Linked DNA regions of Homo sapiens: region 2 is linked to region 1. Evidence: chromatin loops called from intact Hi-C (ENCODE). Cell type or tissue: heart right ventricle. All regions are shown on one strand. Each heading gives the region's core, and the rest is flanking DNA. Links, peaks and the distances in the headings are about the cores only.

Region 1 (15,951 bases), core at 4,735-12,734:
GTCTGGGACCACCTCCTGTCACTTGCTCCTGCACGAGGCTTGCTTTGGCAAAGGCTGCGAGAATTCGTCGCTGCCGCAGTTGCTGGATTGTTAGATGACGATGTCATTCAGGCCCGGTGGTGGCCCAGAGGCTAAGCTCCCCTTCCCACACCCTCCTTATCCCTGGACAAGAGGCCTTCTGGAAGGCTACTCCTGCTCTGGCCCCTGCCTGCCCTCAGCTGGAAGGAGACATTGTCTCAATTCATCCTGCCTTCAAAGGGCTCCTGTCTGAACCAGGCTCCCGGGCAAACCCCAGCCCAATCCTCGCCTGGAAAAACACACTCGGCCCTTGTTTAGACTGAGGCCGGCCTGCAGGAGGTCAGCCCAGCTGCGAGGGCAGAAGCCTCAGCTCAGCCACAAAACGTGGCGTGGGGGCCCCTCCACTTGCGGCCCCGGGCCCACCCCCGGAGATGGAGGCTGCTCAGGAAGGAGAAAGCCTCACACAGGGACCCTGTGTGCATCCCGGTGGTTGGCCAGGAAGGGCCGGTCTGTCATTCTGGGCTGGAGCTCTCACTCTTGTCAGTCCCTCAGAAACTACACACAATGGATTTTCCTTTCTTCCTTCCCAACCAGACCTTCCTGATGGCCACAAGTGCCCTCAAGACTCCCGATCATAAAAAGAAAACTTTCCCTAAACTGATGTTATAGACCCTGTTGCATCCCCCGCGATTCATGTGCTGAAGTCCTAACTTCACCCTCAGTGCCTCAGAATGCAACGTTATTTGGGAAGTAGGGTCCCTGCAGATGGAATTAGTTCAGATGAGGTCATACTGGAATAAGGGGGTCCCTCATCCAATATGATGTGCTTCTAAAGCGGGGAACTTTGGACACAGACACACACAGGAAGAATGCCATGGGAACATGAAAGCAGAAATCAGGGTGACGTATCCGCCAGCCAAGGGATGCGAAAGATTGCCAGCGAAGTACCAGAAGCTAGGGAAGAGGCCAGGAACAGATTCCCACAGAATGAACCAACCCTGCTGGCCCTTTGATCTCAGACTTCTGGCCTGCAGAACTGTGAGAGAATACATTTCTGTTGTGTAAGCTGCCCCATTTGTGGTACTTTGTTACGGCAGCCAGGGGAGACTAACGTACCCAACATTTCAGTCACAAGGACATTTATTGAAAAGGCAGCCCAGACCCATATCATCCATTTCCTTCCTTCCTGTAGCTCCTCATATCCGTTAGGGATGCCTGTTACCTGCAAGTTGCAGAAAGCTTAACTATCAGTGGCCTGAACAAAATGGGAGTTTTGTTTTCCTCCTCTAAAAAGAAACCTGGCTAAAAATCATACAGTCACATCAATAGATGCAGAAACAGTGTTTGGCAAACTCCAACACCTATCCCCGACAAAAACTCCCAGCAAACTAGGAGTAAAGAGGAACTTCAACTTGATAAAGAACATTTCCGATAATCCAATAGCTAACATCTCACTTAATGGTGAGAAACTAGGTTCTTTCCCCGTAAGGTCAGGAACAAGGCAAGGACATTCACTCTCACCACTCCTTTTCAAGGTCATACTGGAAATCATAGCTAATGCCATAAGACAAGTAAGAAAAGGTATACAGATTGAGAAGGAAGAAATAAAACTGTCTTTCTTCACAGATGACATGACTGTTTAGAAAATCCCAAAGATTCAAAACAATGACAAAAAACACTAGAATGAATAAGTGATTATAGCAAGGTTGCAGGATACAAGGTAACTATACAAAAGTCAATTGCTTTCCTACATATCAGCAATGAGCAAGTAGAATTGGATATTTAAAGAAGCCTGGCAAAAGCTGTTTTAGCAACCAGGCCATGTCAGGGCCTCAGCAGTTCTTATACCTTTCTCTGTAGTGCCAACATGCCTGCCAAAGCTCCAGAACATTCCAGACAGGAATGTGCAGGGAGGGAGGAGAGTAGATGCTGTTGGTGCTCACTAAGCCTCCTCAGGAGAGACTGCTTGAGAGTTTAACACCCTCAACCGATGACAAGTGGGGATTGAGTGAATAAATACCCCAACTATCTCACTCTTCAGGCACATAACTCTGAGCTTGTCTACGCTGTCTCTTGGTGTTCCTCAGAAGAATTGCTTCTATAAAGTGGGATTGGTGATAGTCCTTTCTTCATAGGGTTGGTGTGAGAGCTGCTGCATATAAACCACTGTGCAAAGAGCCAGGCATACAGTAAGTGCTAAATAAATGCCTGTGACTGTGAGCACTCACTCAGTATGGTTGGGGAGCAGAAGAGAGGCCAGTGTAGCTGGAGCTGGACCAAGGCCTAAGGGCAGATGAGACCATGGGCATCTTGGGGCCATCTGTGGTGACCCTTGACCTAAGAAGGTCCACAGACTCATTTTAAAGGAAGGCCACAGCTAGACTCAATCCCTAGGCAGAGTAGGCTAAGAGTGGGAAAACTCTGGACTTGCCAAGGTTCTGTTTCCACTGAATGGGGCACAAAGCAGAAATTTAGTTGAATTATAGAAAACTCTAGAGAGTTCTAGAAAAAAACCTGTAGCTGATGTGTTTGGAGTGGGGGTGGGACTCTTCCAGAGCTATGCTTTGGGCCATCAAGCCACAAGGGCCAAGTTTTTTGAGATTTTACAAGCCAGAGACTCGGGCCTCTGGTCTTCAGGTCAAAATCCCCCCACTGCAGCCTGGCTCTCTGTAAAGCCTGCCTCCAGCGTGGAAACGGGAAGATGCAATGTCTTAGTGGTTAAGCCATGGATGGCCACTAGTGGCCCTTGTCCTGGGCCCTTATCCTTGGTGTGAGATCTGGAATCTCTCTCACAGCCCCCGCTTGGTGTCTTCGTGGGTGGCAGCCTGTTGTCATGGAGGAAGCTGGGATGCAGTTGTGGATGAGTGAATTTATGATGGGGAAATTTAACACAGGGCTGATTCATGGCTTTTCATCCCAGGCCTGGGGGAAGCTCAGACCCCTGTACTCCGGCTGCCTTCATTTATTTCAGACTCGTGTGTGAAGAGGCCGGGGGTGGGAGAAGGGTGAAGAAAAGGTTGAACACCAGGCATGGGGCGAGAGCGCCTTCACCCACCAGGCTCCTCAGGAACCCAGTCCTGGGAAATGGCCTTGCAGAGGGAACAGTCGCAGCTGGGTTCCATTCTCCAGTTTCTAAAAGGAGGCAGGAAAAAAATCATTCTGCACATTTGCAGTCGTCTCCCTGCCTGGCTTTTTTTTTTCTTTCCTGCAAGCACAGAGGACGTGGTCCCTGTGTCCTGCCACAGCGCGTGGGGGCTCGTTAATTAAAGAGCCGAGCAGATGTCACTGTTCATTAAGCGCGGCCGCGTGGCTCCTTCTGCAGACACTGCCGCCCTTTGCGCTCACTACTTAATGACACCGCGTCTCCCTGGCTGCCCCAGCCCTGGAGAAGAGCAGGCAAGGCTGCGTTTCCCCCTAATTTGGCGGGGTGGGGGGCCTCCGCCCCACTGCGTCCTTGTCGGCTGGGGCGCTGCAGCCAGACACAAGGTGATGGAGACTTTTAATTTTCATCATGCCTATCCGTCGGAGCTCCGTTTTAAATCACTTTAACGGCAGATTAAAAATATATAAGCTGATATTAGAGGACATTCTTAGTGCCTTTATAAATATCTTAAATCAAAAGTTTGGCTTAATTGCACTTGAATGGGTACAGGAGGCTGGGGAGGTGGGGGCTGGGTCAGGTGAGCCCCCAGTGGCAGGAGGGGCGGGGAGGGGGCTGGATGGAGGTAGTGCCAGCACCGGGAGAGGAGGAGGAGGTTGCTGCATGGACTCAGAGTTAGAACTTCCATCTGTCCATCCGTCTACCCTGCTGGTCCAGATCTGGAGAGCACGTCAGGTATACCTGCACACCCCGGGCAGACCAAGCCCCTCTCTCCTCTGAGTTACCACCAGGCAGGGAAGATGCCAGTGAGCAAGGAATTCCACAGAGCAACAATTATTCATGGCACACTTTGCGTCGGACACTGTTCCGGGCACTTGATGTATATTATTTCATTTAATCCCCACACAACCCTGTGCATGGGGTTCATGATTATCCTCATTTTATGAATGAGGCTGGGAGAGATTCCGTGATTTGGTCAAGGTCACTCTGCTCTTCAGTGAGAGCCAGGATCTGGACACAGGCAGTCTGACTTCAGTCTGTGCGTTAACCACTGCCCCCTCCTGTCTCTCTTTCCTAATGGGACAAGTGTCAAGACAGGAAAGTTTCCAGGGAGGCATGGGGGGAGCTGACTGGGAGCCTGGCTTCAGCCTGAGGCATAGAGGAGGTTTCCGAGGCAGGGAGGTTGAAGCTGGAAACTGCTGGGTGAGTAGGGGTGGCAAAACGAAGAGGAAAGTGGGCAAGGCCCAGAATGGTAGGTGCAAAGGCCCTGGGGGAGGCACTCACTCAGTATGTTTGGGGAGCAGAAAAGAGCCCAGTGTCATTGGAACCAGACCAAGACCTAAAGGCAGATGAGACCATAGGCATTTCAGGGACATTGGTGGGGACTCTTGGCCCAAGGAGGGCTGTAAGTAGATTCAATCCCTGGGCAGGGTGGAAGAAGCCTGGGAAAGCTCAAGACTAAGCAAGGCCCTGTTTCCGCTGAATGGGACTAAAAGCAGAAATTCAGCTGAGTTCTAGAGCACTCGAGAGCCTCGCGTCTCACTCATCTGAGCCTGCTGAGGTGCGGTGGGAGGACAGCAGTGACGAGGAGGCTGATAGCATGCACTGACTGAGATGGTCTGCCTGTCTGAGAAATGAAGACGGGCAGATGCTGACCTGGAGGCTTGGCAGAAGAGAAGGGAAGTAGAGTCCCTGAGGGGTTGAGATGGCAGAGGTGAGGGGTCAGGAGCTGAGGCCGTGCTATGAAATGTCTCAAAAGAATGTCCTAGAATGTCAGAGGTGGAATGGCCTTTTGCCCATCAAGACAGGGTGGGGCAGGAGCTGAGCTGACTTCGGTCCACACTGACGCCTCTTTTTCTCACACTCCTGGATCTGCGCCATAAGCGAATCTTATTGCCCATACCTTAAAAATCCATCCTCAAGGACTGGGAGAGATATTTGCACACCTGTGTTCACAGCAGCAGTGTTCATAATGGCCAAAAGGTGGAGGCAACCAGAGTGTCCGTCAATGGATGATGGTTAAACAAAATATGGTCTATCCAGACAATGGAGTATTACTCAGCCTTGAAAAGGAAGGACATTCTGGCACAGGCTACGATGTGGATGAATCTTGAAGACAATATAGTGAGTAGAATAAGCCAGTCATAAAAGGACAAATACTGTCAGTTTGCACTGATATGAGGTCTCTGGAGTAGCCAGATTCATAGAGACAGAAGGTAGAATGGTGAGTGCCAGGGCTGTGATTCATGGAGACAGTTTTAATTGGGGAAGATGAAAAAGTTCTGCAGACAGATGGTGACGACGGCTGCACAACAGTGTGAAGGCCCTTCATGCCACTGAACTGAATGCTTGAAAAGGGTTACGATGATACATTTTATGTTATGTGTATTTTACTACAATTTAAAAAAATCTGTCATGACTGTGACCACTTCTCTCCAGCCCGCTGCCTCCCCTGGCTCCAGCTAGCATCATCTCTGGCTTGGACAGGTGCAGTAGTCTCCTCGACGGCCTCTCAGCCTTCATTCCCACAGTTGATTTTCCACTTGGCAGCCAAAGGGATCCTGCTAGACCTAAGTCAAGACAAGCCACTCCTCTGCTCAAACACCTATAACAATTTCCCTTGTCCCTGGAGGAAAAGCCAGTGCTTACCACAACCCACGATGCCCTGCGGGGTCTACTCCCTCACCCTCTGCTGTGTCCCGAGGCTCAGTGCCCCCTCCTCTCCCTCTCCCTCTCTGCCTCATCTGCTCTGGCCTCCTTGAACATACCAAGCACACACCTTCCCCAGGACCTTTGCACACCAGTTGCTCCCTCTTTCTGGAAAGCCCTTCCTTCCAGAAAGAATGGAATATTACTCAGCCTTAAAAAGGAAGGACATTCTGACACAGGCTACAATGTGGATGAACCTTGAAGACATTATATCGAGTAGAATAAGCCAGTTTTAAAGGGACAAATACTGTCAGATTCCACTGATATGAGGTCCCTGGAGTAGCCAGATTCACAGAGACGGAAATTCTCTATGAATCTGGCTACTCCAGGGACCTCATATCAGTCTCTTCCTTCCTTCCGTCATTCCTGCCTGCCTCACTTCCTCATCTCCTACAGGTCTTTTCTCGATTGTTTTCTGCTTTTCCAGCAGCCCTTCCCTGACCTTCCTATTTAAGGTCACACCTGAGTCCCCCTGATTTCTCCCACCCTCCTTGCTCTATTTTCCTCCATAGCTGGTAAATAAAATTTATGTGAGGCCCTCGTTTTGGACTGAGCTCCTGCTCTAGGCCCCAGCAGACCAAGAACGGAGCCACTCCTGCAGGTGCCGTGTAATTAAACTGAGCTTGGAAATGGGGGTAGTTTGGGCTGGGCACAGTGGCTTATGTGTCTGTAATCCCAGCACTTTGGGAGGCCAAGGCAGGAGGATTGCTTGAGGTCAGGAGTTTGAGACCAGCCTGGGCAACATAATGAGACCTTATCTCTACAAAACAATAAATAAATAAATAAATAAATAAATAAATAAATAAATAAATAAATAAATAAAAATTACCCAGGCGAGGCATTGCACACCTGTAGTCCCAGATATTCAGGAGGCTGAGGTGGGAGGATCACTTGAGCCTAGGAGGTTGAGGCTGCAGTGAGCTATGATTGTGCCACTGCACCCCAGCCTGGGTGACAGAGACCTGTCTCTAAAAACAAAAAAGAAAGAAAAAAATAAGCAGAAATAGAAGAAATGGGGGCAATTTTTCTAATAGACTGGAGATTCACAGCAACCAATCAAGGAGGGCCCAGTCAACCTGAGCCAGCCTAAAGAACCCCTTCTGCTTTAACCCTTACAAAGAAAGCAACTTGAAATAACCTGATGTTGAGCAACACGCTGTTTTGGTATCATGCTGATGCTGGCTCTCTAGTCGTGGGTGCATTTGGTGTTCAATGATATTGGTGAAGGGGCTTTATAATCTCAGCTCTGTATACACCCCATCATGGCTTCCGGGGCCACGCTTCCCCTCCTTGGACACAACAAGCTCATCCATACCCCAGGGCCATTGCACTGGCTTTCTCTCTGTTTTGAGATGTAGACACAGCTTGTTTCAACTCTGCCTTCAAGGCTCGATGTTTGAGCTTGCCTCCTCCAAGAAGCCCTCTCTGATCTTCTCCAGAGATCCCTGCCTACCCTGTTCCCTAGTTTTTTGTCTTTCTAGTCCTTTCCGTTTCTGAACGTATTTCTTTGTAGTTGCGTCTGTCTCCTCTCACAAACCTGTACAAACCTATCCAGTCTGAACACAGGGACTTTGTCAGTCCTGTCCTCTGCCATGGCTGTGTTCCCACCAGGCACAGAGTGACAGCTCAATGGATCTTTGTGGACTGTGTGACCTAAGGCAAGCCATCTCACCTCACAGGCCACCTCTTTTTCTCATCTGTAATTTGGGGTCTTCATTCAGCTTGGCAGACTCATGGGATCTAGTGAAATGTTGGTGGCTCTGTAAGCCTTCAGATCATGTTGAAATTACATTAAAAAGTGAGGCTCCTGGCTGGGTGCAATGGCTCACGCCTGTAATCCCAACACTCTGGGAGGCCAATGCGGGCGGATCACGAGGTCAGAAGATCGAGACCATCCTGGCCAACATGGTGAAACCCCATCTCTACAAACCATACAAAAAGTAGCTGGGCTTGGTGGTGCGTGCCTGCAATCCCAGCTACTCAGTAGGCTGAGGCAGGAGAATTGGTTGAACCAGGGGGTCAGAGGTTGCAGTGAGCCGAGATCGCGCCACTGCACTCTAGCCTGGCAAAAGGGTGAGACTCTGTCTCAAAAAAAAAAAAAAAAAAAAGTGAGGCTCCTTATTAAATTGTGGGGAGGTCTTCCACCCTCCCCACAAATCCCCTACTCCCCACATCCCTAAATCCAACCCTGCAGGAGGAATTCTCCCTGCCTCGCAGGCTTCAATCCCAGAGGGCTTCCTGAAGGTGGGGCCATTCTCCAGCCAGCTTTATCAGCCCTTGGGGCTGCAGGGTTGTTTCCCACATTTCAAAGCCTCCTCCTACTCCCCTGTTCCCTTCTCAAAGCCCTGAAACTTCCCCTCTGTAAGCCCTAGCCATCACTGCCCACCGCCCCGCCTCCCAGGCTGGGCCAAACATTTTCTTCAAGAATGCAAGTGGTCAAGGTCACGGCCTTCTCCTCTAGCATCCCCCGCCCCCTAGCCTGGGGAATTAGACTCTGGGCCACACCATCTGTCTGAAAACAATTAGCAATAAACACCAGCGCACTGGGGCTCTGGGTCATGGGGGCTGGTGGGGGATGGAGCGTGGTGGGCAGGGGATGGAGGAGGATGGAGCTGTGGGGGTTCTGAATGCAGAAGAAGGTTCCCGGCTGAATCAGCTTCCTGTCTGTGGGCCAAGAAAAATCCTCCCGGCCACCCCGGGGAGAGAGCTTCCCAGCAGCCTCTTGCAGAATGGAGAGGAGCCTCTACGCAGAATGCAACCTCACAAAGCCCCGGCCTCAGCTGGGGAGGCGGCGGGGGACCATCTGGCGGAGCGTGGAGATGTGTCCCAGCCAGACGGAGAAGCAGCCTTATTTGCGATGTATTGTGTGTTCCGTTTCTCAAAACACTCCACGCATATGCTTCAAGTGTATGGCTTGCAGCCAGCTGGGCCTGGGGTCGGGGGGAGGTGGGGAGACTTCCGAAGCCAAGGGGAAGGGTGACGGGCCTGTCCACGGAGTGCGGACCTCTCAAATGCTCCCCACAACCCAGCCCCAGCTGGCCTGGCACGACCCTGTTCCCCTCCTCCCCTGCTTGGCCTGCGCCTAGCTCTGAAGGCTTTCCAGTCTTGTTCAAATGTCACCTCCCCTTAGAAGGCAAGGCGAGTCTGATTAGCCAAACTGAGTTTATCTACATAAGGTTTGGCTCACCAAGCTGTTTTTTTCTTTTTGTTAATTTGAATAAGTTGCTAGTGAAAAAAAAAAAAGATTTTACATAAAAATCTGGATGTTCAGCTTCTTTTGAAAAATCGAAAGATCTGGCAAGTCTGGGCAGCAGGCCAGCACGGCGCCGGTCAGCCAGGCTGGAGGAGGTGGATGGGCGTCCCTGTAGCCAGGCGTGACTCTCCTGTCCCCGTATCCTGTTCATCCACTCACTGAGTCCACCATGCTGGGACCTGTTGCTGTGCCTGGGCTCTTACCGGGTTTAGATTTCCACAGGGAGACAGACACTGAACCCCTGAACCAGTGCATCCACAACACAATGTCCCATAGTGCCGAGTGTCACACAGGAAATAGCAGCGAAAGGGTGGAGGGGAAGACGAGTGGGAGAGGGTGCTGCTATTTTACATGAGAGGCCAGGGACGATGACGGGCCCCACGTGGAGGAAAGGCATTCCGGCGGGAGGGAACAGCAGGTGCAAAAGCCCCGAGGCTGGCACAGTTTGGGTGTCCGAAGAGCAGCACGGAAAAGCCGGAGGCCTGGTGTGGCGGGAGGTGGGTGAGTGAGCAGTGGCCAGGCTTCCTTCAGAGCAAGTGACCAGGACATGCCAGGGTTTGGGGTCCCCCAAGGTAGTCTGGGCCAGTGAGCCTCAGGGGATTTTCCAAGGTGGGGGCCAACTTTGAGAATTCCAGGTGGTTTGTCCTGGAATCTCAGCCACTCCTGAAACAGACTTTGAGGGTCCCAGTGGGGGGGCTTCCCCAGAGGCAGTGGCCCCTGGTGGTTAAGGGGCCACTTAGAGCCTGAGTTCCCCATATGTAAAATGGGGTAATTGAAACCCACCTCAGAGGGTTCGTGTGCTGTTAGATAGTATCTATGTGTATGTCTCTGTACAACTGTCCATGCACAAGGTTCAGACAATGCCAGGTGCATAGAAAGTGTGAAGTAACTCTTTGCTATTTTTTTTTTTTTTTTTTTTGGAGACAGATTCTCACTGTCACCCAGGCTGGAGTGCAGTGGCACGATCTTGGTTCACTGCAAGCTCTGCCTCCCGGGTTCAAGCGATTCTCCTGCCTCAGCCTCCTGAGTAGCTGGGATTACAGGTGTGCATCACCACACCCAGCTAATTTTTGTATTTTTAGTAGAGACGGGGTTTCACCATGTTGGCCAGGCTGGTCTCCAACTCCTGATCTCAGGCGATCCATCCGCCCGCCTTGGCCTCCCAAAGTGCTGGAATTACAGGCATGAGCCACTGTGCCCGGCTGCTGTTAGCCATTTTAATTTAAGGATCAAGTAAGATTGCTGTTTAAGGGAGCAGTTCCCAGACTGTTTGGCCCCTAGACCCTATGACACCCTTAGAAATTACTGAGGACTCCAAAAGGGCTTTTGTTTATGTGGGTTCTATTTATCAGTATTTACTGCATTAGAGATTAACATGATAAAATTTCAAAACATGCATTTATTTTAAAAGAACAATTTTATGCTCCTTAATATGTTGAGTAATATATTTTAAGAAAGATAACATTTTTTTCCCAAACATAAAGAAATAGTGAGAAGAGAGTGGCATCGTATGTTTCACAATTTTGCAAACCTCTTTCACGTCCAGTCCCTTAGAAGAGAGCTGGATTCCCAAATCTGCTTTTGCATCCGGTCTGGTGTGACTTGGCGTTTTGGTTGAAGGACATGAAGAAAACCCGACCTCACAGAGATGTAGGGAAGGAAAAGAAGGACCCTGTGGATCCCTCCAAGAGTCTCAGACCTCACTTTGAGAATCCCTGGTCTAGGGAGTCGTCCAGGACATGGTGTGGGAGGGGACATCTGCTTTGTCCCTACTGCTCCAAGGTGGGGACAGGGCTCCAGGAGGTGAAGCCTGGACTCCAGCTCCCGAATAAGCATCTGCCTGCAGCGACCCAGCAGGGAGGGAGACAGGCGTGTAGCAAGGAGTAAGCAGGAAGTTACAGCTCAGAACGATGTGGCCCGTGGCCCGTAATGGGGGGAGCACAGAGAGACGCCCCACCCAGCTGGGAGGCGGTAGGGGAGCTGCAGTCCCCTGCAGGTGTCCCTAGGTCCCCAGGATCATCAGGATTCCAACCCTGGCCACTCACATGGAGTCCCCGGGTGCCCCAGCCTGCGTGGCTCGGCGCTGGCCACGGGTGGTCACTGAAACTTCCCTTCAACTGCTTCAGTGGCCTCATCCCCATTTTATAGAGGAGGAAACAGGCTCCCACCTCCAAGATGGAGTCACTGGTGTGGGTGGCAGAGTCTGGGAGGGCATCCTGGCCCTGGGGCCCCACAGGTGCTCCTGCTGCCAGCATCGAGCACCTCTGGGTCTCTGGGTGACGACGGGGCAACAGACGGGAAAAACGGGTCCCTTCTCTCCCCTGCACTGCAGGCTCCTATCTGCAAAGACAGCTGCTGCCAGGTGGGGGCAGGGCTTTGCCCCTTGCTGGCTGCCCCCAGAGCCTCAGTTTCCTTATCCATAAAATGGGGGTAATGACATTCATGAACTACATGGGTTCCCTCCTAGGTAGCTCTGAGGGTGAACCGAGAACACAGCCCGTGTGGGCCTGGCACACTCTAGGCACACAACCAGCACCCGCCCCTGCCCGTGGCCACCTCCACTTGCAGAATGTCCCCAGCACTCACTCTGCTTTGCCTGCCATCTCCCCTCTGTGCTGTTCTTTATAAAAGCTCTCCCTTGCTGGCCACTTACAATCTCTCCCTCCTTTAAGCCTCTCAGCAGCTCTGCCAGGAGGGTAGCATCCTTATCCCCATTCTCCAGAAGACAAAACTGAGGTTGGGGTGTAAGTGTTTGTACAAGGCTACACAGGCGAGCAGACACATACGCTTTTCCCCACTCCACCCTTCGCAGAAACACCAGTGGGTTGCAAGGGTGTGAGGCTTGTGGACAGGCCTTTTCCCAGGAGGAATGAAAGAGAAACTCCACAACCCCATACGGGTGGGTCCACAGCTGCCTCCGTGAGCTCCAGACTAGGGTGTTCCTGGGACACAGGACTCATGGTACTAAGACTGGGATGGCCCCAGGCAAACCTGGATGGAGTTGGTCACTCCTGCCCTCGTGGCACCCCAGTCTCTCCCCCAGGTCTGGGATGGGAGAGGAAAAGGGATGGTTTGACCAGAGCTCCCAAGTCTCCCATCCTGGGAGCTGGTTTTAGCCTCTTCCCTCCCCAAAACCTGATCCCTCTGCGGGGTGGGACCAGGCAGCTGCAGCGGGGGGTGGGGGCAGGCACGGGCTGGCTCGAGCCTGCCAGGATGACCTCATGTGCCCACCCCAGGGCTCTAAGGATGTGACTTCACCAGCAGATGCGGGAGGCAGTTCAGGCCACAGGCAAACATGGGGCCAAGAGGAAGGGGACATTTCACATCTTGTCTAGACAGTCATGACCCTGGTGACCTTGGACGGGTGGGGACACCTCTGCCTCCCAGCTGGAGATCAATCTGGAGGTAGCCAGATGGGTGTCAAACCCAGGCCCAAGACCCTCTGCTGATAGCAGAAAAATGACAGAGGACACTAGTTCCCATCTGGACTTCCCTAGGATGCTAGCTTAATCTCTGGTCCTCACCAGAGAGCTCTCTGATAGGGAACTGAGGCAGTGTATCCGAAACCAGATCTGCGACTTCCTGGCTGTGTGCCCTTGCGCAAGTTGCCTAACCTCTCTGAACCTCTTTCCTCAATTTGACTCTCTGAACCTCCATTTTGATGTATAAAATAACCCATCTGTTAGACAGGGGCCTGGAAGGTCAAACAAGAGAACGAACCAAGTAACAAGAATATAAATTAACAGGCCTGGTGCATGGGCAGGGGGATGCTAGAGGAGCAGTCAAAGCATAACCTGTGCACGCAGCATGAGGATGAGTGTGGAAATGTGAGTGTAAACGTTAAGGAAGCTATTAAGTTTTAAGCAGGTCCCTTTGGACACCCGCTGGTCTGTACATGGCTATGACCTCAAAATAAGGGTGCTTTTTCCCAGTGCATTCTGGCCTCCACTTTTATGCCACCTTTGTCCCCAAGTCCCAGCTTTGGTGTCAATTCACACATTGCACCAGCCATCTCTGGCTTGGGGAACCTGGGAAACTTGGAAGTGCCTCCAGGGGAGGTTTTGGCCATAGGCAGACTCAGTCCTTTCCAGAGCTCTTTCTCAGTTTCTCCTGGACTGCAGGGACCAGCCAGCTCCTTCCTCTCAGCTCCCAGGGGCGTCAGAACTCTGACCCGTTTCCCTGTGAACACAGCTGGCCCTGCCTTTAATAGGCAGCTGCTGTGTAAGGGCTCATCCAGTGGAAAGGATGAGGCAGGTCCGCTCATGCTGGCACAGAGAGGCTGACGAAGGGGGTGGGAAAGGCAAGCAGCGGGGCTGCAGGCAGGGTATGGGGTGGGCAGAATCCTGTCCCCAAAGACATCCATGTCCTGATCCCCGAAACTTACATGGCACGAGAAACTTCACAGATGGGATTCAGTTACAGATCTTGGGATGGGGAGATGATCCTGGGCCCTAAACATAGTCATAATTGTCCTTGTAAGAGGGAGATTTGACTATAGGAGAAAGCAGAAGGCAGAAGCTGTGACCTCTGTAAGCAAGAGGTTGTAGGGATGCGAGGACGGGCTCACGAGAGCAGGAATGCAGGTGCCTCCAGAAGCCACAAAACACAAAGAAATGCTTCTCCTCCGGAAGGAACCGGTCCTGCTGATGTCTTGCTTAGCTCAACGAAATCGATCTCGGACTTCTGACCTCCAGACAATAAGAGAATATACTGGTGTTGTTTAAGCTGCTATGTTTATGATCACTTGTTACATCAGTAATAGGAAGTAATATAGTGCTTTAGCTCAGGTACGTGTTTGCGTGTAGAGAAAGGTACTGAAGGACACACTCCAGGCTGTTGGTGGCAGTTGTCTTTGGAATTCAAATTAAGAGAGGGGTCCATTTTGTGCCAAACACAACTTATTTATTGCTTGCTTTTTTTCAATAAAGAATACCTATTTCACGTATGATTAGGAAAAAAAGGTGTAACTATTGATTTTTAGGGTCCTATGCAAATTAATCCTCCCACCCCTGCCAAGTGGCTCCTAATGCCTCAGGCAGACTGGACCCTCCTTCTTTCTGACCACAGTCTGTTAGCACCCAGTGGCATGGCAAGGCCAGACTGCAAGCCTGGCTACCTGAATTCAAACCCCAGCTCTGCTGCTTCCTATGTGACTGTGGGGCCATCATTTAAACCATTTGGCTTTGATTTCCCAGATTTTTTGTTTGTTTGTTTGTTTTCATTTTTGTTTTTTTGAGATGGAGTCTCACTCTGTCACCCAGGCTGGAGTACAATGGCACGATCTTGGCTCACTGCAACCTCCAACTCCTGGGTTCAAGTGATTCTCCTGCCTCAGCTGCCTGAGTAGCTGGGACTACAGGTGCCTGCCACCATGCCCAGCTGATTTTTGTATTTTTAGTAAAGATGGGGTTTCACTGTGTTGTCCAGGCTGGTCTCAAACTCCTGACCTCATGATCCCCTCACCTCGGCCTCCCAAAGTGCTGGGATTACAAGCATGAGCCACCGCTCCCAGCCTTGATTTCCCTGATTGTAAAATAGGGGTCTCATAGGGGACTGGGCATGGTGGCTCATGCCTGTAATCCCAGAGCTTTGGGAGGCCAAGGTGGGTCGATTGCTTTAGCCTAGGAGTTTGAGACCAGCTTGGGCAACATGGTGAAACCCCGTTTCTACAAAAAAATACAAAAATTAGCCAGATGTGGGGCATGCACCTGTAGTCCCAGCTACTTGGGAGGCTGAGGTGAGAGAATCACCTAAGCCCAGGAGGTTGAGGCTTCATTGAGCTGTGATTGTACTGCAGCACTCCAGCCTGGGTGACAGAGTGAGACCTTGTCTCAAAAACTATATATAGGGGCCTTATAGGGTCTGTGTCACGGGTCCCCCAGGCCACCCTCAGGTTCAGGGACTTGCTGGAAGGACTCACAGAACTCAGAAAGCTGTCATACTTGTAGCTATGGTTTATTACAGCAAAAGGACACAGACAGGAATCAGCACAGGGAAAAGGTGTGCAGGGCAGAGGCTAGGAGAAGCCAGGCACAAGCTCCCAGCTATCTTCTCCCAGCAGAGTTGCATGAACAGCACTTATCTCTTCCAGAAACTGTGTGATGACACACACAAAGAATTGCCAACCAGAGAAGCTCGCCTGAGCCTCAGTGTCCAGGGTTTTTATTGGGGGTCAGGCACATAGGCATGGAGCGTCCACGTAGCTGACCTCAGTTACTCACTCTCCAGCCCCTACAGTGGTCAAATATTCTGTGTGGCTCAGGGCACCAGGCAAATGAAAACAGGCATTCAATATAGTCAGGTTGTTAGCATCAACCACGTGGTGTGGCCCCTGGCCCAGATACAAAGACACTCATATCAGGCATGATATTCCAAGGGTGTGAAGGTTATGTCCAGAGCTGATCAAGGTCCATTCTTTTCTTTGGAATGTGCAGGGTTTGGACAACCCAGGCCTGCTGAGTTCACTCTCCACTGCCTCACTGAAGTGAGGCTTGCCTGCACAAACCCGTGGACACTGCCTAGTGCTGGCTGCTATTGTCCTGGCTGCGTAGGACTTATTGTTTCCTTATAGGATTGTTTCACCAATTGTTTCCTTACGGGATTATCAACATCTTGAGGGCAGGGATTATACCTCCCTCACTTCTGTACTCCTGAAAAGCCCAGTGCCTTGGCTGGTCCAGAGGAGGCCCTCCATGAGAATCTGGGAGGAGATGTGATCTTGTAATTGTGTGTTTATATGATGACTGGTATAACTGTTGTCTCCTTCACTAGATTTGAAGCTTCCTGAGGGCAAGTTTGTTTGTTGTTGGTGTCAGATCATCTCATTTCTGTCTCTCAGAGTCTAGCTGGGGCTCGATAAATGTTTGTTGAA
Region 2 (15,890 bases), core at 7,891-15,890, 160 kb after region 1:
GTGTGACCTTGGGCAAGTTGCTCGGCCTCTCTGTGCCAGTCTCTCCAGCTGTAGAATGGGGATGATAACAGAATCCCTCACGGGGGCGCTGTGAGGAAGGAGTTGGTGCCACCAAGTGTTGTGTTGGGGACTGGCTGTGCCAGTGGCTGCGAGGTGTTCCCTCCCGTGGCTGCTCAGGGCAGCGGCGTGGAAGATGGAAGTGGCATTTGCTCATCTTCCCGCTGCCCTGCTCCTCCCTGTGCAAATAGCCTCAGTCTTCCACCTAGGAAACGGGAGCTGTAACAAGCACATGGCCCCATGGAGGTCGGGAGGAGAAGCGGAGCTGGGGTGCATCAGTGCCTGTGGGGTGGGGGCTTGGGGTCGCCACCTGCTCCAGATTGAGGCCTTGGCTGCCCCCGAGGCCTGGAACAGCCACTTGTTTTACAACCCAGGAAACTGAAGGCCTGGCAGGGATGGCCCCAAGACATGCCCATGGGTACAGCCCATGTGGTGGCTCCTGGCTGCAGACAATGCCTCTTTTTTCTGGCCTGGCGGGAGCAGCCCAGGCTTGCTCAACCTGGCCTAGGTTTATCAGCACATTTGGTTCTGCGGTGCGGCTAGCAGACATTCCCTCCAAGAGAGATCGTGATGTTCCTCCGGAAACCGAGGTCCGGAGGCTCAGGTTACTGTGGGGGGCGGCCGTCGGGGGGTGTGTCTGCCTCTGAGAAGTGACCCAGATCAGAGCTGGGCTGTGCTGGGCAGTGTTCATCTGCAAAGCTGCCGCCTGCTCTTTCACCCATGAGAGCCACTGACAGCTCAGGAAGGGACTGGGAGCCACCCACTTTCCCTTCAGGGTGACACAGGACAGGCCTCTCCCTGGCTCCTGCCTGGCCCCTTCCCCCTACACTGAGTCTGGCCTGGGTCTCCCATTCCATTTCTCTGGCCTCTTCTTGGCTGGCTTTGGACCTGTCCTCACCTACATGGATAAGGGACCTAGCGGGTGGAAGAGATCTGATTCCAGGGAGATCCTATCTGAGAGTTTGTGTTTTAGGAGGGTTGCTATCTTAGGTCTCTTGGTTGCAATGGACAGACTCCCTCTGCCTCCTGCATTTAGCACAAATAGTTCAAGTAACTAAAAAACCTCAGAGAAGCTTCAGGCACAGTTGGGTCCAGGTGCTCCCCACTTTCAGTCCCTGTTAGCCTGAGACTAATAATTGCAGTTCAGTAGCCCCAGTGGAAGGACAGCTTCTTGTTCCCAATATTCCAGCAAATATCATGGGAATGAGTTTTGTTGCCTCAGCTTGAGAGTTCAGAGTTAAGCCCCCCCCCCCCCCACCAAAGCCAGTGCCACTTTGGCTGGAGGGCTGGGTCAGCCTCCCTGAGACCCCAGGACTGAGGGTGCAGGGGGGGTGGTTGCCCAGGGAAATTGGGGTGTGGCATGCACGGAGTGGGGCCGGGTGGGCAGAGACACTGTGTCTTGCTCCCTGTGTTGGAGATGGGGCCAGGTTGGGGTCCCTGCCTGGCCTGCCTTTCATGGCCAGTGTGTGTGTGTCCCATTGGGGTGGAGCAGGTGGCGCCGATGAGTCACTGGGTAAGTTTCATTCCTGTTATATTTAATAGTTGAGGGCCTCTTGGGTCCCCCCTCCAAGCCGTTGCTGGCGCTCCACCTCCTGTCCCCCCATCAGCCCGCTTCAGCTCCCCAGCCTTCCCTCACCTCTCTTGTGGCGTCCAGTGACCACGTCATAAGCCACAGGTCATGTCCTGGCAGCCCCTGGGCTGTATTTGGCTGTCAGACTGATTTATTGGGTTGGTTTTATAGTCAGTGTTTTTTTAGAAATATCGGGAGATGTCTCAAAATTGGGCTTCTTGGCTTTGCTGGAAAGATTTGGATGCCGTGGACCCCCTGCCCCACGTGGACCCTGTTCCAGCAGGGTCTGGAACATCAGGAATGTTTGGGGGCCACATTCCTGGGTCTCTGCTCAGTGTTGGCTGGGGCTGAGCTGCGGTCACCCCCTTCCTGCGGGCCCCTCCCCTCGGCGTGGTGCCTGCCTGGGCCCTTGTGTTCCGGCAGGGTCTTGGGTATCTACAGCTCTCCTCTTGCTTTTTGTCCCTGCCCTTCTTCGGGTGGATCATCCGATCCCAGGTAGACGCTTAGCTTCAGCCGTCGCCACTCCTGGGCGCTGAAGCATTTGTTTACTGTCTGAGCTCCTGGCTGCAGGGGCCATAGGACCTTTTGGGTTCTTGATCACTGTCCCGTCATCAGACATTTATTGATCAATGCCCCTGGGGTAATTGAATGGCCCAGATGCGTCCACTTCTGAGCATTGGACAGAGCTGACGTAAAGTGGATTCTTCCCGTTTAGCCTGGGAGCCCAGGCGGCAGTGGGGTCCTCCCATCCAGGCCCTTTGTGGTCCAGCCTGGCCACTTGCTGGGGGCTGGGATGGGTTGGGGAGGCAGGAGGGGACCCTTGTTGAGTGGGTGGGCTCTGTCGCCCTGGACGCTGCTGCTGGCACAGCTATTCTTAGCAGCAGAAACATTTGTCCTCATTCACATGTGGTGGATGCCTCCAGGGATCTACCCTGAAATACTAGAGGCGACCCCATAAATTCCTCAGAAAGCCATCCTTGAGGGCCTGCGTGCATGGAGGAGAAGCGGGAGGAGGCGTTTCCGGCAGCTGCACAGCTGTGGATGTGTTTGCCAGATGTTGGAGGCAGGGAAGTCGGTGGGAACCTTGCGGAGGCCGCCTTCACACTCGGGGTCTGGGCATGGACATGAGCGGGTGGGACAGAGACTGCAGACTGGTGGGCAGAGAGAAGGGCTCTGGCCCTGGCCTCAAGTTTTGGGGTCCAGGGGCCCCTCTGAAGCAGTCAGCCCTTCCCTGGGCCCTGGCCTTGAGGCCACCTGGGTTGGAGGCAGCTGGCGAGGGGAGAGCTCAGCTTATCGGGCGCTTCCGAGGGATCAGAGGTGCAAGTCGCTGCCCAGCCATGCCCTGTGGCCGTCATGGGGTCCTGAGGTGAGGTGGGCCAGAGACAAGGCCTGGACGCATGCTGCACTCGGCTCTGAGGGCCTGCTGAGTGCCGGGGCCACTGGCAACACTTTGCCTTTTATGGGGGCAGCCTGAGCCTTTGGGGCCACCGCGGAACAACACAAGCACAACACTAGCAATCAGGGAGGTCTCCCTGGAGGAGGTGTTGTTTAATTTTAAATTGTGGTAGATACATATAATGTGAAATTTACCTTCAGCCATTGGTAAGTAGATAATTCAGTAGTGTTAAGAATAGCCATATTGTTTAGCAACCGATCTCCAGCACTTTTCATGTGGCAAAACTGAATCGCTATATCTGTTAAACAGTAACTCCCCCTTCCTCGCTCTCCCCAGCCCCTGGTCCCAGCCATTTTCCTTTTTGTCTCTATGAATTCAGTGACTCTGGCCACCTCCTACGAGTGGAATCGCACAGTGTTTGTCCTTTTGTGGCTGGCTTCTGTCACTCAGCATAATGTCAGGAGCTGTGTTCCATGTAGTCTGGGGTTGTTGGTTCATTCTTAGCCATGAAGCAAAACGGATGAAGACCCAGGACCCCAACCCCGTCCGCATCCTTTAGAAACCCCAGGTCCCACCGCCTCTCCAGGTGCTGTCCAGGAGCTCAGCCCCAGCTCAGCCACCCAGCTCCCTGAGCCCCACTCTGGCATGGCCTCCCTCTCTCCTGCCGTCACAGCCCAGGGGCACGGGGTTAAGTGGTTTGCCCAGGTTACACAGCTGGTGCCAGCGTCTCCCTCCCCACTGCCCAGACACCAGCCTCCTCTCTGACTCCTCACTTCCCTCTGCAGAGAAGATTGCTGTTGGGAAGGCCAGATGGAGGAGATGGGTCTAATGGAAAACACGTCCCTCCTGGGGCGCCCGGAACTTAATGAGGAAGAGGCGGCAGAACCAGGCGTAATGTTTGTGAAGTACGCAAGTGGGGAGGGCCGCTCCCCGTGCAGGGCTTCTCGGGTGGAGCCACAGGAACCTGGAGTGCAGGGAGGGTTCGTCCTGCTGTGGTTTATCTCCCTCTCTTCCTTTTAAAATTAAATGGAAACAAAAAAAAAAGGAGGGGAGGAGGAAGTGATTTTGAGCATACTTCGCCGTGGCGGGGGAGCAGGGCCGAGCTGGCTGCCGTCCAGCGGACAGGAACGCTCCAATTATATTGGAAACAGTAACGGGCCTCCTCGGAGGCTCCGACCAACGCCACTTCCCTTTCTGTTCACTGAGGGCGGGCGCCTGGGCTGGCAGGGCCGTGGGGAGGGCCGGGGGTTTGGGCACCCGTATCCTGACTGTGTGGCCTTGGGCAAGTCAGTTCACCTTTCCGAGCCTCAGTTTTCTGATCTGTTCAGTGGGGCGAATTGTGTTTGGTGAATGGAACTGGAGCGTCTGCTGCCTCTGGTGTTAGCATGAGATAAATGTGGCCTGGAGTGGAGGTGGGGCCTGCTTTGCCTGGGGTGAAGGGGTGCAGGAATGGGGAAGCTGGGGGGCTTGAAGCAGAATGTGGGGAATGATAGAGGCTTTCCCAGTGGCCGAGGAGCCTCTCTAGAGGAGGGGAGAGATGGGGCTGGTGCTGGGGGTGGGTTTTGCACCTGGCCTATTTTCCCCTGGAAGCAGGAGCAGGACGTGGCACTGGGGAGACAGGAATAATGGGCTGGGGCATTTGGGCTCACTTGAGAATCACAGGCTCCTCCCAGACTCAGTTTGCCTATCTGCAAGGCGAAGATAGCCATAGTGACTGGCTTGGTTAACATCATCGCCATCACCTCCCTCCTTCCCCCGAGTGGTCGGCGTGGCAGAGGGCAGTAACAGCCACGCTCTCCTTCTGGGGGCTCTTCTGTGGGCCGAGAACTGCACCGAGATTCTTGTAGCTCTTTTTTCCAGTGAATCTTTCCAAGTGAAGCTCAGAGAGGTCAGGACCTCACCCAAGGTCACACAGCTGTGGAAGTGGCGGAGTTGGGATTTGGAATTGATCAGCACGTGGGAGCCCTTTGGAATGGCAGTGTGTCCACAGGAGGTGGCTTGGTTGAGAGGGCACTGGCTCGTTTCAGTGACCGAGGGGCTCAGCCCACAGCCTCCATAGCTCCTGCTCCTACAGGTGCAGCCCACAGCCTCCATAGCTCCTGCTCCTACAGGTGCGGCTAAAACTGCCGAGGAGGAGCCCTGCCTGGTGGGGGAGACAGCGGTAAACAGGTGGCTGTGGCACAGGGGGCCGAGTCCATGGGAGTGGCAGGGGGAGCGGGCCATGGCACCGGGGGGCCCCCTTGGGGTTGGGGGAAGGTTCCAAGGAGGTGCCAGTAGAGGCAGGAGCTGAAGGCTCAGGAGAAGACAGACTGAACCTGCCCCATTGAGTCCAACCAGCCAGGCAGGGCATGTAAACAAAGGTAGCTGAGTAGGAGGGGACGTGGCAAATAGGGAAAGCCGAGCCTATCTGGTGTAGATAGCCTCTGCCCACTTCCAGCCGGCCATGGCTGGAACCTCAGTTTCCCCTGTCAAACGATTTTGTGGTAAAATACGTACAAAATATACCATTTTGGCTATACTAAAGTGAACAATTAGTTTGCATTTAGGACATTCACGGGTTGTGCAACCACCACCTCTGTCTAATTCCAAAACAGTTTCATCCTCCCAGAAGGAAACCCCAAACCCATTAAACCGTCACTCCCCTCTCCTCCCTCCCCACAACCCCTGGCAGCCTCGGGCCTTTGTTCTGTCCTGGGAATCTGCCCCTCCTGTGAAGTTAATGGAATCATGCAGTGCGTGGCCTTTCTGAGCGGCTTCTTTGCCTTTTGTGCCATGTCTTCAGGGCTCACCTGCGTTGTGGCTGAGTCAGCGCTTACCTTTGCGTGGCTGAATCGTAGTCCATTGATGGACAGACTGCGTTTGTTTCATCTGTTTGTCAGTAGATGGACATTTGGGTTGTTTCTGCTTGTTGGCTGATGTAAATAGTGCTGCTGTGGGCATTCTAATCCTTTCTGTTTGTTTTGTCACCAGTTTTCCGTTCCTTGGGGATGTGTAGCTAGGAGTGGCATCGCTGGGTCATGGGGTAATTCTGGGTTTAACCTAGTGACTGTTTTCCACAGTGGCTGCACTGCACATCTGACATTCCCACCCGCAATGTGTGAGCAGCCCTCATTAGGAGAAGCCAGACATTCCAAATTTCCTGTGAAATCCCTCTTTATAAGAGCTGGTCTCTGGGGCTTAGCTGAGCTGACCCTGGGGTGAGGAAGCAAGTCCCAGGAAACTGCCCAGAGGGAGCAAGTCTGGGACCTGACGAGACGCTCCGGGCACCCCAGCTTTCTGGCTTTAACCTGGCCCACGTATCTCTACCCTGTACATCTACCCGGGGTCAAGGAGGAGGATTCCCAGGCTGGAGTCCTCTCGGCCTTTCTCCTCGAACCCAGCTCAAGGGGAAGATGTGCTGGTTTATGCTGAAAAGGGAGAAGTGGTGCCAGGTGGGGGACTCGGGAGAGTTGAGACCCTCCCACGCTGAGTCTGGGTTTGGGACTGGAGGCAGTTTTCCCTAGGGTCCTTCTTACTCAGCAGGCTGGGACTTGGGGAGCAGTTATATGGGTTTGGGGGTTCCTGAAGGCGACAGTGCCTTTCTGTGTCCCTCATGGAGCTGGGCATGTGGGAGGGCCTGGGAATATTAGCAGGATGAAGACATGCTTGGCCCTGGGGATTGGTTAGAAATGTAAGACCAGAAAAACCCGGAAAATGAAGCAGCTAAGTTGATACCCATCTGGTGATGAGTGTGTGCATCCATCCGCCCATCCATCCATCCATCCATCCATGCATCCATGCATCCATCCGTCCATCCATCCATCCATTCGTCTGTCCATCCATCCATCCATCCATCCATCCATCCATCCATCCATTCACCCGTCCATCCATCCATCCATCCATCCATTCGCCCATCCATCCATCCATCCATCCGTCCGTCCGTCCATCCATCCATCCGTCCATCCGTCCGTCTTCCATCTATCCATCCATCCATTCGTCCATCCATCCATCCATTCATCTGTCCATCCTCTGTCCATCCATCCATCCATCCATCAATCCATCATCCATCCATCCATCCATCAGTCCATGCATCCTTCCTCCTTTCTCTATCCATGCATGCATTCATCCATCCATCCTCCTTTCCTCCCTCCCTTCCTCCTTTCTCCTCCATCCTCCCATCTCTATCCCTCTTCCATCTTCTCCCTCCATCCAGCCACCCCCTGCTGAGCACCTGGGTGGGGAGTCTGCCAGTTGGGCCAGACCTGTCACTGGGTGTGGGCCGTGGTCAGCAGGGCCTTTTGCCTTTTGTCTGACTTGGTCACTGCTGTAGCTGTGCTTGTACAGTGTTTGCACATAACAGATGCTGAAATAATTCTCTAATTGATGAGAATGGGTCAGCAACCGGAGTTTGGGATGGGTTTGGCTTGCCTGGTCTCAGCTGGAGGGCAGACCGCACCCTTGTGGGTGGCACCCGGGATTGAGCTCTTAGTATTTGACCCTCAGCCCCTCCGGCAGAGCCAACGACAGGCTGGGGTTGGGTACCTGGCTCTTCCTTAGGGAGTGGAATGACCTTTCTGCCAAGTGAGGGCCAAGGAGTCTGGCCTCATTCCTGCAGGCCTGCCGCTGTGCATGGGTGGAGGCCCGTTTCTCTAGGGCCCTGACAATCGTGGCTGTCATCATTCAGGGTTACAGGGGCCCTTTTACCTGTGCCCCACACTCAGACACCTGTGCCCAGTGCTCCTCGACACAGGGGCAGCTACAGTGTCCTTTGAACACAGAGACGCCAGAGGCAGACTTGCCACAGGAGACCGCACGTCAGCCTTGTTTAAAGTGCACCAGCTGTGTCCTTCCTAGCTCCCTTGCAGTGAACACCCCAGCTTTCTGGCTATAGCCAGAAAGAGTGACCTCACATGCCTTCGCTCACCCCACTCTCCCCATCCAGGCCTCCCTGCTGTCCTCACACACCAGGCTCGGTCCTGCCTCTGGGCCTTTGCACCTGCTGTGCCTGCTGTGTAGACTCCCTCCTCTCCCCGGCGCCTTTGCATAAAAGGCACCTCTGGTGACGCACCCCTGACTGCCCACTTTCAAAATGTACCCCCATTCCCTGCCTGCCGCCTCCTGGTTCTGTTTTTCTCCATCGTGCTAACACCTTCTGCCATCCTCTTACTCCCGTCTCACCTGCTGGAATGGCAGCTTCACGAGGTGGGGGATTTGGGATCAGTAATTCACTGCTGTATCCCCAGCACCTTTCACACAGTAGGTGCTTAACAAATCGTGGTAGACAGAGTGAGCCACCAGGCCGGGCAGCAGGAGCTCTCTCTTCACCCCCTTCCTCATTGGCTGTGGGGGCCCCTCTGGACTGGGCTGGGCGAGGTGCACCCTTGCCACGTCCCACCGGCTTTCCGCATCTCAGGACTCACTCCAGAGCTGGATTCCTGAGCATCCGTTCTGCGCCAGGAGTCCTGCTGAAGGTGGCCATCAGATACTTGGCCAGTTCCCCAGTTTTTACTGCACGCCAGAAAGTAAACACCCAAGGTGTCAACAGCTCGACCCGTGGAGCTGGCGCTCCGCAGCGTCTTGTGCGCACATCCCAGAACTGCTGTCCCAGAGTTCCCCCCGGGCCGGCTTCTCCTCGGGCCAGACTGGCTGCAGTGGTTTTGTTTAGTAAATATTTATTAGATGCCTACTGTGTGCTGGGCTCTGGGGATACAGCAGTGAACAAAACAAGTATTTCTGGAGCACCTCCTGAAGTAGGTAGTGTTCTCCCTTAAGGTACGTCTGCGTGGAACCTGGGAGTGCGGCCTTGTTTGGAAAGGGTTTTTGCAGATCACATTAGTTAAGATGAGGTCACAACCGGATAGGGGAGGGCCCCAAATCCAATATGACGGGTGCCCTTAGAAGAAGGGGAGACACAGAGACAGGAGATGCAGTGGAAAGGCTGCGTGGAGATAGAGGCAGAGGATGGCACGATGCATCTACAAGCCAGGGAACACCGGGGGTTGCCGGGGCCACCAGAGCTGGAGGAGTGAGGAAGTAGGAAGGGCCTCCCCCAGAGCCCCCAGAGGCCGTGGGGCCCTGATGACAGCTGGATATGGACTCGAGGCCTCCAGAACAGTGAGACAATCCATTTCTGTTGCTTGAAGCCATGCAGTCTGTGGTGGGGCAGCCGAGGGCGCTAATACGCCTCGTGTGTGCCAGGTGCCGTGCCTCTCGGTGGCTGTCACACAATAGGTGCTTATTCCACAGTGAGTGGAACAAATACCTACTGAGCGGTGAGGGAGGCCGTATGTGGCTGAGCTGCAGGGCTCCTGGGGCCTGCCTGTCTTCGCAGGGCCAGGCTGGGACAGTGGAGGCACGGCCTGTGTTCCCGCCGTGGTTCCGCCCACCCCAGGGGGGCTTTGTGCCTTGGGCTTCTCAGAGTATCAGAGGGTTCTGTCGAGTGTGTGTGTGTGTGTGTGTGTGTGTGTGTGTGTGTGTGTGTGTGCGCGCGTGCGCGCGCGCTCGTGCCGTGGGCGCTCTCTGCCTGGCAGGTTGGTTTTTAATCCCGAGGCTCCCCCACCTGCCACAGGTTCTTCCAATGTCAGCACCCATTAGTTCCCAGAACATTTCAGGCACGTGCGGCGCAGAGCCCCGCGTGCCTTTCATCCTCCCCACAGCCCGCGGCTGAGCGCTCCGGGCACATCCTGTAGCTCCCACACCTCCACCAGCCCCCGCCTGCCCCTCACCCTGAGGCTGTAATTCCACCCTCCCCAGGTCTGAACCAGGCCGCTCAAGACACAGAAAATCTATGGAATGTGTCTCGGTGTGGCCTCATCCTGCCGGAGCTGGAGAGGAATGCAGGGGTGGGAGGCCCCATGGAAGCTTCCAGGGCCTCCCGGAAAGGCGCCTCTGCCCGGCCAGGTGGGAAGAGGACACAGGTGTGGTGGTTTCTGGCATCACTGCGTTGCTGGCATGCACCTCCGCTGGGCAGAGTCATTCAGTGTGCACCTACTGTGTGCCAGGCACCAGAAGGGGCTCTGGGTCCAGCAGGAGGCAAGGCGGACAGCCAGTCAGAGCTCACGGCCTGAGCTTTCCGCTGTGGATTTGGAAACCTTACCAAAGCCCGCAGTGGCCGGGAACAGGGAATGTGGCCCACTTGGCTTCTGCTGCTGCCTGGCAGAGTGCAGTGGGGGCGGGGGGCACTTGTGTGTTTGCTACCTCCTGGCAGGCATGGCCCAGGGACAGACCCCTGCAGCCGTGCATGGGGAGCCCCTCCACCTGCCTGCGTGGGATCTGCAGCCCTCCTCCAGCTGGTTCAGGGGCCAGCAGGGGCCCTGGGGCTGTGGTTGGTGGCTTGGATGTGCAGAGGCCTGCTTGGGCCCTTGGTGTCCCCGTTGGGTATCCCGGCCACCTGAGATCTACAAGTCCCTTGACCTCACCCAGGCACCGTCTTGTTCTCCTCGGAGGCCTGACCCTCCTGACTCTGCATGGCTGAGCACCTGCTGTTCCCCAGGCACCTCTCGGTATGCCACAGGCACAGGGTCCTCGCAGCGGGCCTGTGCAGCGGGACTCCTGCAGCGAGCTGTTTCCTCGGCCTGCAGAGTCAGCCTCCCTCCTGACTTTCATCCACCTGCCCATTTCCCCTTCTCTGTCGCTGTTGCCCTGATCCCCCAGTGTCCCCTCTCTTGGACATTTGCAGGAGCCTCCCCAGGTCTCCCTGATCCACTCTTGCTGTCCCCAGTGCCTGCTCGTAAAACACTGACCCTTTACTCTCCCCCGCAACCACCTTCTGTGGCTCCCCACTGCCCTGAGAACAAAATCCATCCTTACCCGGGCCCATGGGGCCCTGAATGACTCTGTCCCCACTTCCCCCCATATTCACTCAATGAATTTCTCAAACATAAACGGCACCTGTGCTCACCCCCAGGCCCTCGCTCACCCCTGGGCCTGTGCTCACCGCCTGGCGGGGGCTCACCCCCAAGCCTGCGCTCACCCCCCACCAGCTGGCGCTCACCTCCCTGCTCTTGCTCAGCGGCGCCTCCAGCTGGAGCACTCTCCATCCCCTCGCCTTCACCCTCTGGAAGTTCTTCTTCCTCGTATCTCCTGGCTCTCCCCAGGGCTGGGCAGAGCCCCTGGCCTGAGACCCTCCAGGGCCTGGACCCCGCTGGGTTCACAAGAAGTCCCCAGCACTAGCCCGGGGCTCAGCAGGGACCACAGTGTGTATGTAAATAAATGAATGCCGCCCACCCTTTCTGACCCCACCGCAGCCAGACGCAGCGGCGACATGGGGCGTTTGTGTCTGAATTCCCCCTCCAGCCCGGATCCATCCTCAGAACCTCCTTTGGCCAGGACCAGATCCTGGAGACCCTGGAGGGGCTCCCTCGTCCTCTCCTGCCCCCATCTTTGAGGAAATGATGTCATCATTTTTTTTGGCATTCACTTCCAAACCTGCTGATGAAAAGTCAAAGCTTATTTTTTTCCCTATTCGCAGTGCTGCACACCCGCCTCCTCTATCAAGTTTCAAAACCTTTGCATCACTGCCCTGTAAAACCCTGTAACCATTAGCAGGCCTCATTCCTGCCTCACCCTGCCCTCCTGGTAGCCACCAGTCTCCTTTCTGCCTCGTGGATGTGCCTGTTCTGGACATTTCATATCCGTGGAGTCAGGCAGTTCGTGGCCTTTTGTGTCTGGCCTCTTTGGTTCAGCATGACATTTTCTGGTTATGTGTGGTGTAGGACACAGCCGTCCTTCGTTCCTCTTTATGGCTGAGTAATACTCCATCGTAGGGATGGACTGGAATTTTTGCTGGGTCTGCCTTTTGGCTGCTGTAAATTCTGTTGCCATGAACATGCATACCGTGTTTTGTTTGAGTCCCTGTTTCCAGTTCTTTTGGGTGGATGCCTGGGAATGGAATTGGTGGGTCATATGGTTATTCTATGTTTAAATTTTTGAGGAACCGCCAAACCGTTTCCCTAACATTTGTTTTTTTTCGAGTTGGCAGGAAACGTGGCTCAGGTCGGGAGGGGTTGGAAACTGGGTTTCCTAAGCTCGTGGTGAGTGAGGGTGGCACGAGGTTACTGGAGTTGTTCCCTGTTCAGGCCCCACCGGCATGTGAGGCGCTGGGTGGGGGGCTGGTGGGGGAACCCCTTGGTAGGTGAGGGGCCGAGGTTCCAGCCCCATGCTCCGGGGTGGGCACTGTGTAAATCCCAGGCAGTGGAAAGCCAGCCAGCCAGCTGCGGGGCACTTTAGGACGGTGTCACCCTCCCTGGTCTCTGGTGCCCGTGTGCACCATGGTAAGCGTGTGCCAGGGGCCTGTCACCCCCAGGCAGCATCTCACTGGGCAAAGGAGGAAAGAAAAGCTGTGGGTAAATGAGACCTCTCGGCCACCTTGTGCAACTCAAAATCCAATAGCAATTTGGAAGTTGCCCGTGGTGCCCTTGAAAGAGGGGCAGACCTCGGGAACAGCACCCTGCAGAAGTGACGGCCTTATCTCCTCCGAGAGACCGGGAACTGTTTAGCACCTAGAGAGAAGGGAATAGAATTTGCTTTGCTGCATGAGATGACCAGGGTCTGCAGACTTTGAGCCGAGCTCTAGCAGGAAGAATTTTAGAACAGGGCTGGGTCCTGGTGGCCACAGCTGTTCTCTCTCCCAGGGCCAGACTCTTGTTTCTGGCTGCAGAACGGATGTCTCATTGCTCTTGGGGCCGGGCAGGGCTAGCTGTGCCTTGCCTCCCCATCATAGCGTCACTGGTGACTGGGCTGCAGCTGCATCATTGACAGTCCTGGTGACAGCAGTATTAGGCATTCTGGTTTGCTGAGCATTTACTGTGTGCTGGGAGCTGCTGAGTGCCTGCTGTCCGCCACCCGGCCTTTCCTGGGGTCCTTGCAGGAGGACTTAGGCAGTCGGAATATGCACAGACGTCTTCATGTGTGTGGGAGTGCGTTTGTGATTCCGATGCCTTCCTATTTATTCCACATAGTACTGGGTTTCTGTATACCTATGCTGATAATAAGCTTCTCTTGTATGTAAAGTTATGCCTAACTGAATGAAAGTGACAGGCCCGGGGCTAGACGGCTGTCGCCTGGGTAATCTCTATAAAAAAGTCCCTACGCGGGGGTGGCACATGAATGTCTGATGTTTAGGGAACACTGTGTGTTTGGAGGTTCAGAGAGGGCAAGTGACTTGCCCAAGGCCACGCAGCTTAGCGATGGTGGAGCGGGACGTGTTCCCATGTTCACGGGAATTGCGCCATACATCCTGTCTCGGGGCTGGGAAAGCCCACGCAGGCAGGACCGAGGTGGTGGTAGATGTGTCAGTCTTGGCTCCGGAATTCCTTGGCTTTTCTGTGTTTGAAGGATGGACAGCAGCCAGTTGAAGGGGTGGCCTCCTCTGTGACTCCTTCTTTCCCTGTGTGAGCCCGAATTCTTGGTGGCATGTGACAGAAACCCAGCTTGGGCTGCCAAAGACAAAACGTGCAGAAGGAGTGCCCTGGCTCCCCTAATGAAGTGAGCAGGCTTCGACCTGCCTCCAGCCACCATCGGACACAACCTGCTCTTACCGCCCTTTCGCCCTGCCTTCCTGCCGGTGGGCGTGGGTCTCAGGCAGGCTCCTGCTGCATGGTGGCCCCCAGAGCTCCAGGCTTTCATTCCCAGCTTAGATCCCCAGCAGAGAGCACCTTTCTCCTGGTTCCAGCAGCAAAAGTCTCAAGGCAGATTCTCATTGACTCCTATTGGGTCACAGGCTCATCCTTGAGACAGTCACTGGCCCAGAAGCATGCAGGACTCTGATTGGCCAGGACCGGGTCACATGACCATCCCTGGCACCTGGGGAGGGAGGGAGGGTCAAGTCTACACTAATGAGAGATGAGGTGGGGCCTGGGAGGCAGTCAGGGCCCCCAACCTTAACCTTCCTCCCAATGCCCCTCCACATTAGGCCTCCAAGGGCTTTCCTGCTTGGAGAAGGACGGTTACCCTCTTCAGGTTGGGGGAGGGGGTGTTCTGATGAAATTGCAGGGCTGGGTATGCTCTGTTTCCCCTCCTGACCCCTGACCTCGTGTGGTGCAGCCTCAGTCCTCCGCCACTGGAGGCCCACATCCAGGCGCTGGGTCCCGGTGCCAGGGTGCATTTCCCTCAGCTCTGGGGGGTGTGTGCAATTGTGGGGGTGCTGGAGAGGGCTTTGCATGAGGCAGGACCTGATGGACACACCTTTTCTGAGGGACTGGTTCAGGGAGAGTGTGGAGGGGGCCTTGGTCTGGGATGGGACCCTGTTGTAAGCCCAGCAGGTGGCGTGGAGCTGTGGCTGGCGGAGGAAGGGGAGAAGCCTTGTTGGGGGTGGGGGGTGCTTAGGGGTTTCCTGGCAAAGGCAGCTTCGGAGTAGGGGTCCCCGTGGCTCCCTTGCTGGGCCGTGTCTTCTCTGTGGGGCTGTTTTTCCATCTGTAAAGCTGCTAGCCCGCTTCGTGTTATTCCTCTGGCGTGGCCACGAGTAGATCCTCTCCCGTGGAAGGCTCCAGTATCTGCCCCAGGAGCCGTTTGGGGTACCTATCCCTAGGCTGCAGGGCCCGACTGGCTGTCATTCTGCCCTTGGCTCTTCCTGGTGTAGCCCTCCATGTCCTAATCCCACCTCCTAGTTTGCATCTGGCTAACCTCATATCAGTCCTGTCCCATGTCATGGTGTCAGCCTCCTGCACAGGGTCATAGCCTTGCCCAGGTCATGCTGTGGCCTGTGGCCCGTGGCCCGCCTGAGCTGGCCCTGGTCCCTGCTGCCCGGGACAGCGGTGTGTGATGTCCCTGCTGCCGGCCGCCCCTCCTGGGACAGGTGCTTTCTGGGAATTCTGCCCTGTGACTTAGAAACCCGGGGGCCATGGAGTGAAGTTGGATGGGCTTAGGGGGGCTGGGAGCCATCTGGGTGGTGGTGAGGGCAGCGCAGAGTCCCTGTGCCTGCCGGGTGAAGGCCTGGGTGGGGAGGAGGCCTCTGGTCCCTTGCGTGGCTTGCATGGCTCGGAGGGACCTTGAATGCCATGCCTGTCTCCTTGTGCTCCCGGAGAACAGGTGAGTGTGGCAGTGGATGGAGGAGGGTCCAGGCAGGCCCCTGGGTGCTCGCGTGTCCTCACGGGACCACAGGAACGACTCGGGGACCTGTGCACGGAGGAGCCAGCTGCCCCGTGGCTGATCTTGTTTTTCTTTTCTTGTTTTCCCGCAGGTGCCAGTGACGGGGTGGCCCGTGAGCTGATGACGAGGACTGGCTTTTAATCCTTGGTGGTGATTAAGAGAAAGCTTATTGGGGCCTGGGAGCAGCTCCCCGCCGACCCCCACCACCATGTCGGGATCCACACAGCCTGTGGCACAGACGTGGAGGGCCACTGAGCCCCGCTACCCGCCCCACAGCCTTTCCTACCCAGTGCAGATCGCCCGGACGCACACGGTAAGGGGGTGCACATGTGTGCGCCTGGGGCTACCTTTGAGACCCTTCTTCCATTCCACTGAGTCTTCACCCCTTCCTTTCTCCTGGGAGCCAGGCTCATGTGGCTCTGAGCCTCCCAGGGCAGAGGGGAGGCCGCCACAGAGACCCCTGGTGTCTGAAGCCTTTTCCAGAATATCTGATAAAATCTCTTTGCTCCCATTTTAAAGCTGGGAAGATGGAGGCTGGGGCCAGGCTGAGCTGGGGCTCTGCCCTCTCTGGACTGGTAGTGGGATTGGCACGCGAATGTGGAGCTCCTGCTGTATTCACTTTCCTGCAGCCTAGCCTCACCTCTGCTCCCCCGCTGCCGCAGTATTGGGTAGGATTGGGGTGGCTTCCAGGGGGCAAGGGGGCCGGATAGGTCACAGCTCCCCTTCCTTCCTGTCCTCCCGTTCCGTGTGTATTCACCTTGGTGCGGCTCGAGGCTCTGAGGTGAGGAGGCCCCACACAGG

Evidence for each region. Peaks named below come from ENCODE experiments on the same cell type or tissue, not always from the same donor. Only the 100,000 strongest peaks of a DNase experiment are listed, where the experiment ranks them.
Region 2: it touches region 1 in a loop (1.8-fold over the local background); 1 of 110 quality-filtered maps calls a loop at or near these places.

What each region holds. Positions count from the first base shown.
Region 1 is chr12:124,648,436-124,664,386 of GRCh38, reverse strand. No RefSeq gene overlaps it. Among named protein-coding and RNA genes, the nearest start is that of NCOR2, 89 kb to the right of the region's middle. RefSeq lists enhancers at 11,619-12,132, 12,133-12,646. In heart right ventricle, for the core only: no CTCF peak of the experiment used is centred there; DNase peaks (open chromatin) are centred at 8,456, 9,166 and 10,996; H3K4me3 peaks cover 1,378 bases; H3K27ac peaks cover 5,505 bases.
Region 2 is chr12:124,494,659-124,510,548 of GRCh38, reverse strand. NCOR2 (nuclear receptor corepressor 2) reads left to right here. Exons shown (of 49, transcript NM_006312.6): 3 at 15,181-15,402. The coding sequence starts at 15,298. Among named protein-coding and RNA genes, the nearest start is that of NCOR2, 65 kb to the left of the region's middle. RefSeq lists enhancers at 1,686-1,795, 1,323-1,908, 13,857-13,986, 13,641-14,599, 14,600-15,559 and 3 more and a silencer at 1,970-2,184. In heart right ventricle, for the core only: a CTCF peak has its summit at 11,032; a DNase peak (open chromatin) is centred at 12,688; H3K4me3 peaks cover 834 bases; H3K27ac peaks cover 5,369 bases.